Regions from separate parts of the Homo sapiens genome. Here region 1 is linked to region 2. Evidence: chromatin contacts called from ENCODE Hi-C or POLR2A ChIA-PET data. All regions are on one chromosome and are shown on one strand. Each heading gives the region's core, a stretch centred on a gene start or an enhancer-like site at or near the end of the contact. The rest is flanking DNA. Distances are from core to core; before and after follow the strand shown. Region 1 overlaps FRMPD4 (FERM and PDZ domain containing 4). Region 2 has its middle 34 kb from the start of MSL3.

Region 1 (6,321 bases), core at 3,464-5,963, 720 kb before region 2:
GTATTTGTCCTTTGGAACTGGCTTATTTTACTTAGCATAATGTCATCAAGGTTCATCCTTGTTGTAGCATATAACAGTATTTCCATAGTTTTCCACTATATGTAAAGACCACATTTTGTTTATTCATCTGTTGATGGACATCTGGGTTGCTTCTACCTCTTGGCTATTGTGAATAACACTCCTATGAACAAAAGTATGCAAATACCTCTTTGAAACCTTGCTTTCAATTGTTTTGGATGTATACACACTAGTGGGATTGTTGGATCATATAGTAGTTATATTTTTAATTTTTTGAGGACTTGCCATACTGTTTTCCACATTAGTTATACCACTTTCCTTCCCACTAACAGTGCATAAGGGTTCCAATTTCTCCACATTCTTGCCAACACTAATTATTTCCTCTTTTTATGAGAGTAGCTATCCTAACGTATGTGGTATCTTATTGTAGTTTTGGTTTGCATTTCCCTGATGAATAGTGATGTTGAGCATCCTTTCACATGTTTGTTGGTCATTTATCATCTTTGAAGAAATGTCTATTCAAGTTCCTTGCCCATTTTTAAATTGAGTTGTTTGACATTTTGCTGTTGAGTTGTAGATGTTCTTTTTATATTCTGAATATTAACCTCATATCAGATATATGATTTGCAAATATTTCCTCCCATTCCATAGGTTGCATGATTTTCATTCTGTTGATCATGTTTTATGAGGCACAAAAGTTTTGAAATTTAATGTAGTCCCATTTGTCTATTTTTTCCTCTGTTGCCTTATATTAGGCTTTTGGTGTCATATCCAAGAAATCATTGTCAAATCCAATGTCATAAAGCTTTCCCCCATGTTCTCTTTTAAGAGTTTTTCAGTTTGGCAGCCTTGTCAAAGATCATTTAATCATGTATGTGAAGGTATATTTCTGGTCTCTCTATTTTATTCCATTGGACTATATGTCTGTCTTTATACCACTATCACACTGTTTTGATTACCAAAGCTTTTATAATATTTTTTGAAATCAGAAAATGTGAATCCTCCAATTTGGTTTTCTTTTAAAAAATTGATTTGATTATTCAGGATTCCTTGAGCTGTCATACAAAAATTAGGATAATGTTTTCCTCTTACTGAAAAAAATTTCACTGTCATATTTACAGGAATTGTGTTGAATTTGTAGACTGCTTTGGGCAATATTGACATTTAACAATATTAAGTCTTCCAATCCATTAGTATGGAATGTCTTTCCATTTATTTTTGTCGTCTTTACTTTCTTTCAGCAATGTTTTACAGTTTTCAGTGTATAAGTCTTTCATCTCCTTGGTTAGGTTTATTCTGAAGTATTTTATTTTAGTGCTATTGTAAATGGAATTATTTTCTTAATTTCCTTTTTGATTATTCCTTTTGAGATGCAACTGACTGTTCTGTGACCTGTAACTTTGCTGAATTTGTTTTAGCAGTTTGTGTGTGTGTGTGTGTGTGTGCACGCGCGCACGTAATTTTTAGTGTTTTCTACATATAAGCTCGTGTCATCTGTGAATAGAGACAATTTTAGCTCTTCCTTTCCAATTTGGATGTTTTATTTTTTTCCCTTGCCTAATCTAGGACTTCCAATCTACATTGAATAGAAGTGGTGAAAGTGGGTGTCCTTGCCACCTTCCTAATCCTAGAGGAAAAACTCAGTTTTTCAGCATTGAGTATAATGTTAACTTTGGGCTTTTTATAGATAGCCTTTATTATTTTGAGGTAGTTTCCTTCTATTAGTTTGCTGAGTGTTTTTTCTTTTATCATGAAAGGTTGTTGAATCTTATCAAATGCTTTTTCTGCATTAATGTGCTGTTGAATTCAGTATATTAGTATTTTCTTGAGGATTTTTGCATCAGTGTTCATCAGGGTTATTGGGCTCTAGTTTTATTTTCTTGTAATGTCTTTGTCTGGTATCAGCCAAAGGTTTTTTCCACAATCTGTGCAACCCGGGAATCAGGAGATTCACCTCTTGAGCCCATGCCACCAGGGCCTTGGGTCCCAAGCACATAGCTGTGCAGATTCTCAGCAGCCACTCGGCTGGAGACTGCCTAAGACTACCAATTTACAGGGGGAGGGGTGGCTGTCATCTCTCTGGTTGCCTACTGCCTAAGACTATTGAGCTCCCATGGAGAAGGGCAGCGGCCATCACTGTGGCTGCCTGCTGCCTAAGATGACTGACCTCCCAGGGGGAGGGGTGGCCACCATCGCTGCAGCTCCAGTCTGCTGAGGCTGGGGAGACTGGATGGTTTGGACCCAGGGGGAATACCCCATAGCCCACACAGCAGCTGTGGCAGATCGTGGCCAGACTGCCTCTTTAGGCCAGACTCTGACCCCTCTCTACTCACCGGGCGGGGCCTACCTGTAGGAATTTCAGCAACTCCAGCTAGGGGTTTAAGGACAGAACTCAAATCTCCCTGGAAAAGAGCCCCTTGGGGGAGGGGAGGCCACAGTCTCCATGGATCAGCAGACTTAGTCTTTCCCCCTGCTGGCTCGGAGGAATCCCGGCACACCAGATTAGTGTGAATCCCCCCAGTGCGGCACACCCCCTCTGCCAAGGGGCAGCCAGAGTGCTTCGTTAAGCAGGTCCTGGATCCTGTGCCTCCTGACTGGATGAGAACCCCCAACAGGGGTCACCAGATACCTTATTCAGGGGCATTCCTGCTAGCATCATGTTGGTGCCCCTCTGGGACAGAGATCCCAGAGGAAGGAGCAGGCAGCCATCTTTGCTGTTCTGCAGCTTCTACTGGTGATACCTCCAGGTGTGGGAGGGACCCAGACAAATAGGGTCTGGAGTGGATTCCCAGCAAACCATGGCAACCCTACGGAAGAGGGGCCTGACAGTTAGAAGAAAAACAAACAGAAAGTAACAACAACAGCATCAACAAAAAAGTCACCACAAAAACCCCATCCAACAGTCAGCAGCCTCAAAGATTGAAGCTAGATAAACTCATGAAGATTAGAACGAATCAACAAAAAAAGACTGAAAGCTCAAAAAGCCAGAGTGCCTCTTCTCCTCCAAATGATCAGAACACCAGCAAGAGGACAGAACTGGGCAGAGGCTGAGATGGATGAATTGACAGAAGTAGGCTTCAGAAGGTGGGTAATAACGAACTTTGCTGAGCTAAAGGAGTATGTTCTAACCCAATACAAAGAAGCTAAGAATCATGATAAAACATTTCAGGAGCCATTAACCAGAATAACCAGTTTAGAGAGGAACATGAATGACCTGACGGAGCTGAAAAACACAACACAAGAACTTCACAATGCAACCACAAGTATCAATAGCCAAATAGACCAAGCAGAGGAAAGAATTTCAGAGCATGAAGACTATCTTGCTGAAATAAGACAGGTCGACAAGATTAGGAAAAAAAAAAAAAAAAAAAGAACGAAAAGGAATGAACAAAACCTCTGAGCACTATGGGATTATGTAAAAAGACTGAACCTATGACTGATTGAGTACCGGAAAGAGACAGGGGGAACAGAACCAAGTTGGAAAACATACTTCAGGATATCATCCAGGAGAACTTCCCCAACCTAGCAAGACAGGCAAACATTCAAATTCAGTAAATCTAGAGAACCCCAGTAAGATACTCCATGAGAAGATCAACCCCAAGACACATAATCATCAGATTCTCCAAGGTCAAAATGAAGGAAAAAATGTTAAGGGCAGCCAGAGAGAAAGGCCAGGTCACCTAGATAGGGAAGCTCATCAGAATAACAGATCTCTCAGCAGGAACCCTGCAAGCCAGAAGAGATTGGGGGGCATTATTCAACATTCTTAAAAGAATTTCCAACCCGGAATTTCATTTCTGGCCAAACTAAGCTTCATAAGTGAAGGAGAAATAAAATCCTTTTCAGACAAGCAAATGCTGAGGGAATTCGTCACCACCAGGCCTGCCTTGCAAGAGTTCCTGAAAGAAGCACTAAATATGGAAAGGAAAAACTATCACAAGCCACTACAAAAACACACTGAAGTACAAAGACCAATGACACTATGAAGCAACTACATCAACAAGTCTGCAAAGTAACCAGCTAGCATCATGATGACAGTATTAAATTCACACATAACAATATTAACCTTAAATGTAAATGGCCTAAATGCTCCAATTAAAAGACACAGAATGTCAAGTTGGATAAAGAGTCAAGACCCATCAGCTTGCAATATTCAAGAGACCCATCTCACATGCAAAGACACACATAGGCTCAAAATAAAGGGATAGAAAAAAATTTATCAAGCAAATAGAAAGCAGAAAAAAGCAGGGATTGCAATTCTAATTTCTGATAAAACAGACTTTAAACCAACACAGATAAAAAAAAGACAAAGGAGGGCATTATATAATGGTAAAGGGGTGAATTCAACAAGAAGAGCTAACTATCCTAAATATACATATGCACCCAATACAGGAGCACCCAGATTCATAAAACAAGTTCTTAGAGACTTACAAAGAGACTTAGACTGCCACACAATAATAGTGGGAGAAGTCTCCCACTATCGACCCCACTGTCAATATTAGACAGATCATCGAGACAGAAAATTAACAAGGATATTCAGGACTTGAACTCAGCTCTGGATCAAGTGGACCTAATAGATATCTACAGAACTCTCTACTCAAAAATAACAGAATATACATTCTTCTCAGTGCCACATGGCACTTAGTCTAAAATAGATCACATAAAGGGAAGTGAAACACTCCTCAAGAAATGCAAAACAACTGAAATCATAACAGCCTTTCAGATCACAGTGCCATCAAATTGGGACTCAAGATTAAGAAACTCGCTCAAAACCACACAATTACATGAAAATTGAACAACCTGCTCCTGAATGACTCTTGGGTAAATAATGAAATTAAGGCAGAAATCAAGAAGTTCTTTGAAACCAATGAGAAAAAAGAGACAACATACCAGAATCTCTGGGACGCAGATAAAGCAGTGTTAAGTGGGAAATTTCTAGCACATCGAAAAGCTAGAAAGATCTCAAATTGACTCCCTAATATCACAAGTAAAATAACTAGAGAACCAAGAGCAAACAAACCCCAAAGCTAGCAGAAGACAAGAAACAACCAAGATCAGAGCAGAACTGAAGGAGATAGAGACATGAAAACACATTTTAAAAAATCAATGAATCCAGGAGCTGGTTTTTTGAAAAAATTAATAAAACAGACTGCTAGCTAAGAAAAGACAGAAGAATCAGATAAACACAATAAAAATAATAAAGGGGATATCACCACTGACCCCACAAAAATAGAAACAACCATCAGAGCATACTATAAATACCTCTATGCAAACAAACTAGAAAATCTAGAAGAAATGGAAAAAATCCTGGACATATACACCCTCCCAAGACTGAATCAGGAAGAAGCTGAATCCCTGAATAGACCAATAACAAGTTCTGAAATTGAGGCAGTAATAAATAGCCTACCAACCAAAAAATAAAAAGCCCAGGGCCAGACGGATTTACAGCTGAATTCTACCTAAGGTACAAAGGGGAGCTAGTGTCATTTCTTCTGAAACTAATGCAAACAATTGAAAAGGAGAGACTCCTCCCTAACTCATTTTATGAGGCCAGCATCATCCTGATACCAAAACCTGGCAGAGATACAACAAAAAAGAAAAACTTCAGGCCAATATCCCTGATGAACATCGAGGCAAAAATCCTCAATAAAATACTGGCAAACCAAATCCAGCAGCACATCAAAAAGCTTATCCACCACAATTAAGTTGGCTTAATCCCCAGGATGCAAGGCTGGTTCAACATATGCAAATCAATGAACATAATTCATCACATAAACTGAACTAAAGACAAAAACCATTTGATAATAGACGTGGAAAAGGCCTTCAATAAAATTCAACATCTCTTCATGTTAAAAACTCTCAATAAGCTAGGTATTGATGGAACATACCTCAAAATAATAAGAGCCATTTATGACAAACCTACAGCCAATATCATACAGAATGGGCCAAAGCTGGATGCATTCCCCTTGAAAACTGCCACAAGACAAGGATGCCCTCTCTCACCATTCCTATTCAACATAGTATTGGAAGTTCTGGCCAGGGCAATCAGGCAAGAGAAAGAAAGAAAGGGTATTCAAATAGGAAGAGAGGAAGTCAAACTGTCTCTGTTTGTAGACGACATGATCCCATATCTAGAAAACCCCATCATCTCAGCCCCAAAGCTTCTTAAGCTGATAAGCAACTTCAGCAAAGTCTCAGGATACAAAATCAATGTGCAAAAATCACAAGCATTCCTATACACCAATAACAGACAAGCAGAGAGCCAAACCATGAATGAAGTCCCATTCACGATTGCTACAAAGA
Region 2 (6,294 bases), core at 666-3,165:
ATAAAAGAAAAATTGCCCCTCTCAGATATGTAGGCTCCAGGCTGGGTTCTAGAAGCCTGGTCCTATCAAGTCAGAGGGGAGGAGCCAGTGCTCAGGCTGAGTGCTCAGGAGTGGAGGAACACATCACAAAATGAAAGGTTAATACAAAGGAAACATCCATTTAGAAGGGTTAGGAATAGATTCTATTCCTTTTTATTTTATTTTTGAGCCATTTCCTGGAGAGACTTATAGGGGTACAGAGAAAACTTCCCCTTCGCCCTCTAAAGGTTCACTGAAAATCAGCTGACAAAAGGCAAATTAATAAAGGAAAAGGCATGCAATAGTTTACTGTAACGCGCATAGCATGGGGGAACCACAGGAGAATGATTACCCTCTGACCGACAGCAGCGCAGAAGCCCATATGCTCTTTTTCATAGGGGACGGAGAGATGGCTCTCCTATCAGGTTCAAATCAGCCTCGTTGTGCTAACTGAGGCCAGGAGGCTTCACACTGAGTAGGTGGCCAATTAAATGCTGATGAATCCATGGTTTATTGTGAGGCTTTCACATGCCTACAATCATGCAAATATATTCAACACACAAGGGCACTAGTAAGAGAGAGAGGAGGGTCACAGCTTGATTATCTTAGGAGGCCAGCATGCTGACTGACAATCCAGCAGGTCCTGTTATTTTTTCCTAGGTCGGGGTTGGAGCGGGTGTCACTGTCACTGCTCTTCTCCCAGCAGACCTTCCTACAGCCCCTGCCGATGGAACAGAGGCCTCAGAGTTGCCACGTGCAGAGCTTCTGCTGGCATCTTGACCGTGGTCAGTTTCTTTGTGGTTTTTATGGCCCTCCATGGCCATGATCTCAGCCACCTTTTGGCTTCACTCGCTTGTCAGGTCTCAGCAGTGCCTGGCCACAGCAGGTGACATCTTCTATACATATGCTTATCACTCTGAGGGGTCAGCAATTTCACTGTAGGCTGAGCCATTTGTCATAAGTGACACCATTTTGAGACATTTGGGATCAAGAAACATGATTACATATCATCGGGGAATTTAGACAATTATTTTCGGGGGCAGTAAACCATTAGGGAGAATAAATGGACGGTGGAGGTGAGAAACAGACACTAAGAAAGGTGAGAGGTGGAGGTGCACAGGAAGAAAGGTTGTCTTATTATGCAGATGGAGTCTTCCAGGTCATCTTTCTGAGCTGCCCTCAGAAGAATAGATGAAAAGTCTGTCTGGGTCTGGTGCTAACTCCCAGTTTTTTATCTTCATAGATGGTTGATCTTTCCTAGATATTTGATGAGATCCCTAGGGAGGCGGTTTAAGACAATTACATTTCTTTTGGAAAGATGCTTTCTTAGTGAGATAAGGAAATTCCAGAGACAGTCCCTCCCAGAGCTTGGGGGACAAGAGGGAGGCAGGGGGAGACAAGACAAGGTAAGAGGGACCTTGATTCTGACGCCTCTCTGCATGTCAAAGCATGAGTCTTGGGGTATTGCTTTCTGAGCCTCAACAGACTCATGTCAGGCAGAGGAGCTGAGATAACTTCTATGGCAGGAGTAGGAGGAGCTCAGGCAACAACTGCTATTCTAGTGATGTATAAATTTTCAGTCTAAAGCAGTTCACATGTTGTCTGTGTGAAGCAATGAACACTGAATGCCCAGAGCTATTTTAACACATGAGCTATATGGACAAGGATACACAAGAGAAGTTAATCAAGTCCCTTCACACTTACCAAATAGGTACTTTGTAAAAGCAACTCTCCAGAGAGACGTGGGTTTTTCTCACAATTTCCCCCGGGGAGCACACTGGGCCACGCACCTCCCTCCAAACCTCTGCTGCACCATCTCAGGAAGCAGAGGCCTGGAACCGTGCCTGAAACTCCTTCACTCTGCAGGTGCGTGGTGACAGCCTGGCCCGGGTGGCAGGCTGGAAAATATGACGACACAACCACAAAAGGCAGCATTTTCACACTAGCTCTTACAGACTGTTAGTATCTGTCATTCAACATTAGAGAAAAACAAAGCCCAGAGGGCAGCAAGATGAGAAGTATTTCTATGCTGGTGTCTCATTTGCAAGGAAAAAATAAAATGTGACCTCATAAAGCACCAAAGTATCACCAATGAAATAAGAGATGTTAAGAGTTTGCTGAAAAGTGCAGAAGTTAAAAAAAGTACTAACTACTAAAAAGTGGTCAAGAGGGTTTTGAAGTCATAACTTTCCTTTTGATTCATTATTCAGAACCCAAGAACTCAAATATTTGGTGTCATGGGAACATAAAGCTAGTAAATGTGTTCTGCAAATAGCAACTATCCCACTGTTTGTCTTTTGCTTACCAAATAGCATTTCACGTTATCAAATATCCTTTTTCCCAGGACATTAAATGATTTTATGGAATCTAAAAAGCAATGGTAATTAAGTAAGGAAAAATGTTGTGCCTCCATGTGTACCCTCAAGTAATAAACAGATTCAATACATGGTGCTTGATGCTATTAGTAGGGGATGATGCAGATGATACGAAAATAACAAATACAAGCTCACTATGTGATCATTTTTGTATTAACTTCAGTTAGTTTCAGATACTTTATGTGGGTATTATTAGAATCAGAGATTTCATTCCTACATAATTCATTTTACTTTATTTTTTATTTTTATTTTTTGAGACAGGGTCTCACTCTGTCACCCAGGCTGGAGTACAGTGGCACAATCTCAGCTCACTGCAACCTCTGCCTCCCAGGCTCAAGCAATCCTCCCACCTCAGCCTTCCAAGCAGCTGGGACCACAGGCGTGCATCACCATAACTGGCTAATTTTTGGATTTTTTTTTGTAGAGACAGGGTCTCTCCATGTTGCCCAGGCGATCCACCTACCTTGGCCTCCCAAAGTGTTGGGATTACAGGTATCAGCCACTGCTCCTGGCCTCATAATTCATTTTAAATCTATTTAGAATGCAGGAAAAACACTATTTATTTAGACCAGAGGTCAGAAAAATAAAATCCACAGGACAAATCCTGCCTGCCACCTGTTTTTCTGTTGTTTTTTTGTTTGTTTTTGTAAATAAAGTTATATTAGAACATAGCCACGCCCATTCATTTATGTATTACCTCTGGCTGCTATTACACTACAATGGCAGAGGTTGAGTGGTTGCAACAGAGACTTTATGGCCCACAAAGCCTAAAATATTTACTACCTGGCCCTTGACAGAAAATATCTGCTGACTAATACACTAGACATTTCATTATTTACCCTCACTATCACTATGGCACAATAAATAACATATGTAAAATTTCAATATCTGATTTTCCTGGAGAAAATTAAAGGAATTTATATTAAGTTTTGGTATATTCCCTGCAAATATGGCTGCCAAGTAGTCTGCCTTTGCCATCAAGACCTGGAGTTTATTTTCCCTTCCCTTGAATATAAGGTGGTCTTGTGACTTGCTTTGGCAGCACAATATGGTAGAAGAGGCCTGTCAGCTTCTGCTTTCCCTCTTGGAGCCCTGAATCACCATGTGGAGAGTTTGTCTCCTCTGCTGGAAAGAGAGGCTCAGCCAGTCCCAGATACACCAGCTGTGGTACCAGTCTTTGAGTGAAGCCATCTTGGAGATCCTGGCTGCAGATAAGCTCCCAGCTGAATGCAACCCCAGGAGTGGCCACAACCAACAGTGTGGAGGAGAAGAACTGCCTAGCTCAGCCTAGGCAACCAACAGGGTGGGGAGAATAAATCATCATTTTAAACCACCAAACTGTCATTATGCAGCAATAAATGAACTCAAAGTTTTGATGTTCCATTTAGTATTTCAAACTTTCTTTAGGATATTTTAAAATAGTTCTAAAACAAGACAACTCTATCGTCTTCTTTTATATCTTAAAAGCAAGAAACATCATTCTGTTCAGATGGCAGTGTGAGCAGATTGGATGAAAAATGTCTCTCATAAACTGCATGTAAGACATGGAGACTCAAAGAAAAAGCAAAGTTATCTGGCAACAGCAATAAGATACAAAATCTCATCTAAATGCTGAGAAAAAGATTTTTTTTAATCCACGAGCTAAGTGGTCAGGGTTTTCAGAATCTCATTTTTTAAGAAAGCATTTCTTTTCTCAATCTATTTGTCTTACTAAAAAGCAAGCAGGTCAGGAGAAAGAGACTTCAAGGAAATAAAAAACATTGTTAAATTTAAGTTAGCTGGTGGCAGGTGATTTACAATTGACTAGTAATATAAGAATAAAAATTGAGAAATACTCCCAGAAAAAAGAGAAAATAGAGGAAAACAATAAGAGAAGAAATTGATGCAAACATGACAATAAAAGTCTTCAAGACAGACATTTCGAGCAGGGGATTGCATTTTCCATGGGGCATAGAAAAGGGGGTTCAGTTAGGCAACATTTATTTAAATTTTATTTAAAGAAAATGATGAGTTGAACTAACCACTGAAACACTTGTGCCTCATAAAGGAGACAAAATGGTACAGTGCCTACCAGAAACGGCATGGATGTTTCTCAAAAAATGAAAACAGAATTGCCATATTATCCAGCAATCCCACTTTTACTTCTATATCCAAAAGAATTGAAAGCAAGATCTCAAAGAGATATTTGCACACCCATGTTCACAGCAGCATAATTCACAATAGCCAAGAGGTGGATGCAACCCTAGTGTCTACCAACAGAAACAAAATGTGGTCTATCCATACAATGGATTATTATTCAGCTTTAATAAAAAGAAATTCTGACACATGCTACAACAACATAAACCTTCAGGACATTATGCTAAGTGAAATAAGGCAGTCACAGAAAGAAAAATACTGTATGATTCCCCTTATATGAGGTACCTGGAGTCATCAAATTAATAGAGATGAAAATACAATGGTGGTTGCCAGAGGCTGGGGGAAAAGGGAAGTGAGGACTTGTTTAATAGGTTCAGAGTTTCAATTTTGGTAGATGAAAAAGTTCTAGAGATCTGTTGCACGACAATGTGAATGTACTTAACACTACTGAACTGTACACTTAAAAAATGATTGCAATGGTTAATTTTATGTTATTGTGTTTCTTTACTATTAAAAAACTTAATTTTTTTTTAAAAAAGAGACTAGAAGGAAAAACTCCAAAATAGTTATGGTGACGAGCTATGGCATCATGATGTTGGATGATTTTTTCCCCCTTTTATCTGTGCTTTGATGTGTCTGTGTCTTTTTGTTTTTAGTTTGTTTTTATATTTGGAAAATATTAGTTTCCTATAATTTTAAAAGAAATGGGAGTTAGTTGGGTCAAAAATAATAATAATTACCTTAATATATTTAGACAAGGATTTTTTAAGTCTATAAGTAGGATGAAGGAAATAATTAAAGCATCAAAACAAATATATTAGAAAATAGAAAACCATAGCATTATTTACAAGCCCAAGAGTGCAAGTTTCTTGAAAAAAAAAATACATATATATATAAAGAGAATAGCTTTGCCAAATATAATCAATAGAAAGGGATGAGGAAAATGTCCATTAAATGAATTATGAATGTTAAAATAGCAGCTGCTGAAAAAAATCCTTTGAAACTGCAAGAAATAACTAAGCAGGCACAGCTGTAATATATTTGAAAATCTAGATCAGGCTTAGCAAACATTATCTGTAAAGGATCAAATAATGAATATTTTTAGCTTTGTAGGCCATGCAGTCTCTGTAGCAACCACTCAACTTCTGCCATTATAACTTGAAAGCAGTTACAGACACTATTTAAATGAAAGGGTGTGGCTGTGTTTCCATAAAACTTTAGAAAAGCAGGCAGGAGGCCTGATTTGGCCCACAGGTCGTAATTTGCTAAGTGATAGAGGCTGGGGTCACTTTTCCTTCACGTTCTAAAATTTGGCCTCCCCACATCACTGTGACAACCTTCACCAAGGTAATAAAGAGCTGGAGCTACTGTATCTTTTTCTCCTGGGCCACTGACATCCTCATGGATAGCATTCCTAATTAGATACCACTAAACAAACACTGATTCTGGATACTCAGAATCCATAGGCATCCCGCTTCCACATTTTATATTTTATATTAAAAAACCAAAGTGTCATAAACCTTAGAGGGCAAACAGAGGCAAAGTAAAACTTCCATCATGGTCTATCAGTACTCACAACTTCCATCATGGTCTATCAGTACTCACAAAGACTCTCTTTTCAGGAAATATCTCAGGCCCACTCCTTGACATAAGGAAAACTATAGAATATGCCATTCTAAAAGCTTTTGAACATAGGAACCAAGGCTCTAGGTTTTGGTGAAAGTATTAATTAGAGTAAGAGGCTCTAGCCAGGGGTGAGAGGGAG

The links. A loop is a pair of places that touch in the nucleus more often than their neighbours do. ChIA-PET counts read pairs that join two places held with the same protein, here RNA polymerase II (POLR2A). Pooled maps may share reads with other maps.
Region 1: a loop to region 2 is called in a pooled map, with 4 times the contacts of the local background. The contact joins two enhancer-like sites. A Hi-C loop is called at or near these places in 1 of 37 single-sample maps with no recorded cell type and 2 of 50 pooled maps. POLR2A ChIA-PET finds 5 or more read pairs at or near these places in 1 of 52 experiments (K562).

The regions. Positions count from the first base shown.
Region 1 is chrX:12,513,968-12,520,288 of GRCh38, reverse strand. The region is part of intron 2 of FRMPD4 (FERM and PDZ domain containing 4); the gene reads right to left. Among named protein-coding and RNA genes, the nearest start is that of FRMPD4-AS1, 140 kb to the right of the region's middle. Within about 2 kb of position 4,713, at least 2 of the 41 ENCODE cell types and tissues checked have a DNase peak (open chromatin) inside an H3K27ac peak, as active enhancers do.
Region 2 is chrX:11,788,597-11,794,890 of GRCh38, reverse strand. No RefSeq gene overlaps it. Among named protein-coding and RNA genes, the nearest start is that of MSL3, 34 kb to the right of the region's middle. Within about 2 kb of position 1,915, at least 5 of the 41 ENCODE cell types and tissues checked have a DNase peak (open chromatin) inside an H3K27ac peak, as active enhancers do.